Linked DNA regions of Mus musculus: region 2 is linked to region 1. The links are chromatin loops, found by intact Hi-C in ENCODE. Cell type or tissue: heart. All regions are shown on one strand.

Region 1 (2,500 bases):
TGAGAGAAGCCCTCCTCGTCTGGGAATGGGGCACTGAGTGCCTCTCCTGCTGCCTTTCGCCCTCATCCAAGTGCAGTATAGGCGACCAGCTACCAGCTAGACTTCTAATCCAGCTCTGGATTTCTTCTGGGCCTAGGGTCCAGCCCTCAGTGTCAAGCCAGGAAGCTGGAATCCATTTCCTCTGTGACACAAAGCTGGATCCCATACCTAGGCAGTTCTTTAGAGCCACAACACCAGCACGCCAAGTAGAGAACGAACGATCTCTGCTCGACCTACCCACGATCAGCGTTGACAGACAGATTATGACCAGTACTACTGTGGGCCAGACTTGAATTGTTGGCTACGTCCCATGGGGAGGACAGGGTTGGGGTGGGAGTGGGTGGGGACGGTGTCATCCTGTGACTCCATTTCAGTGGTATCCTGGCACCGAGAGCCAGATGTCTGGAAAGAAAGGACTCTGGACTGTACATTTGCTGATTCTCATGGAATGAACACTCTTACCAAAGCCATTTTTGAGCCTTCCCCGTATCAACGAGTGAGTCAGGAAGCTGCCCAGTAGCTCATGGTTATATAGCATTCCCTATACACAGCTAGAAAGTATGTGAATGACCTGGGCAGCATCAGTAATAAGAAATCATACTTAATAAGTGACATAACTAGCTTGTTTATTACCCTTCTTTTTAGCATAACTTATCCATTTTGTAAATTTATGTCATCTAACTTGTAATAATGGCTATGTCATTAACCAGCTTACAGACTTCCTGAACCATCAATTCGGGTCCTCTGGAGACTATTTGGGTCATTTTCAGCACAGCAGCTGGGCTCGTTGCTTGGCCCCATCTTTCCTAGAATTCAGCGGCATTTCACTCACGGATCTCAGGGGTCCTGCCAGCCAGTGGTGCCACTGCTCATTCTTTTGATACATATGACAGCTAAGTTTCAGTCCTTATTCTGTTTGACTTCTCAGGGAGCAGGACTGCCCTCCCACTACCCGATTTTTAATACTATACAATTCTACCATTTTGTTTTGTCTTTGACAGCTCTTCCAAACTTTTGTTCCTCTATCAGTCCCTTACCGATGGTGTCTCTCAGGACACGGACAGGATTTTTTCTGGTTTTCTGTTCTCCTTTCTCTAAATCCACGTGTCCGGGATCCGTACTTCTAGTGCCCATCTCACCTTTGAACTCCAGTTGTGCATGTGCAGCTTGCTGCTGCATGGCGGCCCCTGCTAGCTCGCTCGCTCTTTATCACTTCCTCATCAGGAACTCCAGTCACCCACGTGCAGCTTCCTGCTGCATGGCGGCCCCTCCCGGCTCATTCTTTATCACTTCCTTGTCCATGCTTGAGTGGCTGCAGCCCCTGAGTGCTCAACACCTAATTGGTGATAGCACAGCACTAATAAGCTGCAGACTCACCACTGAAGCTCACTGAGGGTAAATGATGTCACCCTCTGCCTGGTGACACAGGCCAGAATCTTTGAGTCATCCCTGGATCGCACCTCTGCCACTCATTGATGCCTTCCTTGTCCATCTGCTTCTAGCCTGGCTCAGCAACCAGAAGCCCCAAGTGCCCTCTCTATTCCTCAGACCCGCGGAATTTGAATCCATCCTCCCTCCACACTGCTGGGAGGAAGGTTCGGAAGCCACATTTCTGATGTTGCCACTTCCTCTTAGCTTTCCAAATGACATCTGTGCTTCTCAGCAGGTAACCTAGCACCTGTCCGTTTCTTAAAGGCATTCTTGTCACCAGCGTCCTCAGACCTGAGCTTTTGCCACAGGGACCTGTCAGTTTCAGAACTCCAATGCTAGTGCTGTTCTGTGGACTTGGAATCCTTTCACGCCATGCAGCCAAGACCATTCACTCCTTCACTGATTTGGATGTTTTGTTTGTTTGTTGTTTGTTTGTTTGAGACAGGGTTTCTCTGTATCCCTGGCTGTCCTAGAACTCACTTTGTAGATCAGGCTGGCCTCAAACTCATAAAAATAAGCCTACCTCTGCCTCCTGAATGCTGGGATTAAAGGCATACATCACCATGCCTGGCCTAAATTGGCCTTTATAAAACTTAGTTCAGAGGCTACTTTACCAGGATAGCTGTGTAGGTAGGAACCAAGACAGCATAGAGGTTAAGTGTGTGTGTGTGTGTGTGTGTGTGTGTTTGTGTGTGTGTGTGTGTGTGTGTGTGTGTGTAAATGCCTCATTTGATTGTCCTGTAGGCATGTCTGTGGGACATTTTCTTGATTAATGGTCAATGGTGGGTTTGGGGAAGGGCTGCCCATTGTGGGTTGTGGACGCTGCCACCCTGCACTGGTGGTCCTGGCTGTATAGGAAAGCAAGCTATGTAAGCAAGCCATGGTCTTTCTGTTTCAGTTCCTGCCTCCAGCTTCCTGCCCTGAGCGCCTGCTGTGACTTCCTTCACGCTGAACTCTAACCTGTAAGACAGACTACAGTTGACCTTTTCCCCCCTCCAGAGTGGTTTTTGGCCATGGTCTTCATCAGAAC
Region 2 (2,500 bases), 180 kb before region 1:
GGGAAAAAACATGCCGCCACAGAAACGGCCCAGAAAAGTATTGGCAAGCATATCAACGCTGTTTGGCCAGCCCTGAAACCTTGTCCAAACAGAGGCTCTGTGCTGCACAGTTTTAACCTGCCCAGTTCAGGAAAAGCCCCCAAGGCCTGAAGTTGGAAATTTCCCAGCCGTTCCCATCAGGAAAGTGACCTGTGCCCTGGCCTTGGCTGGAAAGGCCAGTGGACTCCACAACCTGGCCTTTCATGATAGGTGGGACTGCCCTATCAGGCTCTCCTCGCTGGGAGGAAGCAGAAGGTGGCTGCAGAGCTCTTGCAGAGGTGGCCGCCACTGGCTCAGGGCAAGCAGAGCTGCCTACTTCTTCCTGTGTGTTCTCTCTGTCGTCAGACCCATTTGGACACAGTTCCCTTCTCTCTCTCACTCCCACACAGAGTGTCGCAGCTTTTCTTTCTCTCCTGGCCACCAACCCCCCAGGCCCGCCCTTCCTCTCTGATACACCTGGGATGTCCAGCGATGCTGCTTCAGGTCATGGTTTAAGCCCTGGTCCAGGTCTACTGACCGGGCAAACCTAAGACGGTGGCAGATGCCTGAAAACCACACACATCACCATAGCAGAAGCCCCGACCACCTCGGAAAAACTTAGGCTGGGAAAGCAACAACACAGGTAAACTTCCTGGCACCCAGGGCTGGAAGTCATGCCCTTCTCTGCCCGAGATTGGCGATTATCAAGTTCCTGCCCACACCCTCTCCTCCCCATAGAGAAACAGGCTGAAAAATACAGAGTGACATCTTCAGAAATGAAAGTGTCTAACACAGACTAGACTATCTAGCTGGATGGGCTGCCCAGGCTAACACCAGGGACGGCCCACAGTGGGCGTGGAGGCCAGACTGCCGAGCCATAGTTACTCACCGGATTGTAACCTCAGCTCCCCGAGGCAGCCATAGGCATCCGTCAGCTTGCTATACAGTCCTTTAATGACTTCCTTCTCTTCCGGAGCTGGGGGGGAAAACACATCAGAGAGACATCAGCAAGCGAGTGGCTCCGTTCATGCTGGTTCATTCACACTGTGCTTGCCAATCTGGCTCACACCCACGCGAAAAAGGAAACGCAGACAATAGCTCGGCCCACAGACATCATGTGTATGGGTTTTAGGATCCAAGATTCACAGCAAGGATTTAGACCTTCCCACAGAACGCTGGCTCTCTGGAAATGCTGGAAGCTTCCTGGGTACGGAGTGGGGGTGGGGTAGCTGGAGAAGGTGCGGGGAGCCCTAGCGGTGCTGAGGCACTTTGGGTCTGGCCTGTTACATCACTCTTCCTTGCACGCACACACTGGAACAGGGTGAGGTCTCATAACCCACAAGCGAGGATTTTCTTCCTAGGTGTCAGCCACAGGAGCTCTATCTGGGAGATCCCCAGGACACTTTTACTAGGGGCCATCAGAGCACAGGGGTTGAGTGACTCAGGGTGGAGACAAACGGGCACCACCAAGCTGCGGACCTTCCTTACTGGTTGACTAGCAACAATGTTAGCGCCTAAGCAAAGGCCCAGCCTGGCTTAGTGCTGAGCAAGAGGGAAGGTGCATCAGCAAGCCTGCTGGTATGCCGTAGGCAGCACCTGGGCTTCAGCAGTGGGAGCAGGCTTAGGGACCATTTCTCATTTTCTTTCTTTCTTTCTTTTTTCTTTCTTTCTTTCTTTTTTTTTTTGGTTTTCAAGACAGGGTTTCTCTGTAGCCCTGGCTGTCCTGGAACTCACTTTGTAGACCACTGCACTGAGAACAAAATACAAACCCTAATCCTAGTGACAACACTATACTAGGGGGAAAAAAAAAGAAATCACAAAAGACCTCACAAATAGCCCAGGTGTATAGCCCTGGCTGTCCTGGAACTTACTTTGTAGACCACTGCACTGAGAACAAAATACAAACCCTAATCCTAGTGACAACACTATACTAGGGGAAAAAAAAAGAAATCACAAAAGACCTCACAAATAGCCCAGGTGTATAGGCTAACTGTACTCCTGGTGAGCAGGTGAACGTTGAGAGGTAGCGAGCAGATTCCTGGTTGGCGGGGGCTGAGAGTGGATGAAGGAGCGTGCCTTAATAGGGTCTCCTTTAAAGGGGGCCAAAATACTTTAAAATTAGATTGTGATGATGGTTAAGACAATCCTGTAAATACTAAAATGCTTAAAAGAAACATGGAACTATATAATTTCTGAGATCAATTATGTGGAATGTGAATTACATGTCCATAAAGCTGGTATAAAAATCAACAGCAAACTAAGATGACAGAGAACACCAATTTTACTGGATTCTAGGTATTAAAGTATTGAAAAAAATTGTAGGGTTCTTTTTTATTGTGTGTGTCTTGTATGTATATATATATATATATATATACACATACATACGTGTGTGTGTGTTGCCACCCCTGGAACTGAAGTTATGGGTGGTTGTGAGCCACCATGTGGGTGCTGGGAACTGCTGGGAACAGTCGTTATAAGAGCA

Evidence for each region. Peaks named below come from ENCODE experiments on the same cell type or tissue, not always from the same donor. Only the 100,000 strongest peaks of a DNase experiment are listed, where the experiment ranks them.
Region 2: it touches region 1 in a loop (2.3-fold over the local background); 1 of 42 quality-filtered maps calls a loop at or near these places.

The regions. Positions count from the first base shown.
Region 1 is chr17:5,797,439-5,799,938 of GRCm38, reverse strand. 3300005D01Rik (RIKEN cDNA 3300005D01 gene) reads right to left here and starts at 1,282. Exons shown (of 3, transcript NR_045081.1): 1 at 1,179-1,282. In heart, no CTCF peak of the experiment used is centred here; a DNase peak (open chromatin) is centred at 1,278; H3K27ac peaks cover 743 bases.
Region 2 is chr17:5,974,289-5,976,788 of GRCm38, reverse strand. It overlaps Synj2 (synaptojanin 2), which reads right to left. Exons shown (of 27, transcript NM_001113353.2): 2 at 908-994. Gm52312 (a long non-coding RNA gene) reads left to right here. Exons shown (of 3, transcript XR_003952387.1): 2 at 429-661. Among named protein-coding and RNA genes, the nearest start is that of Gm52312, 1.8 kb to the left of the region's middle. In heart, a CTCF peak has its summit at 1,289; a DNase peak (open chromatin) is centred at 998; H3K4me3 peaks cover 855 bases; H3K27ac peaks cover 1,613 bases.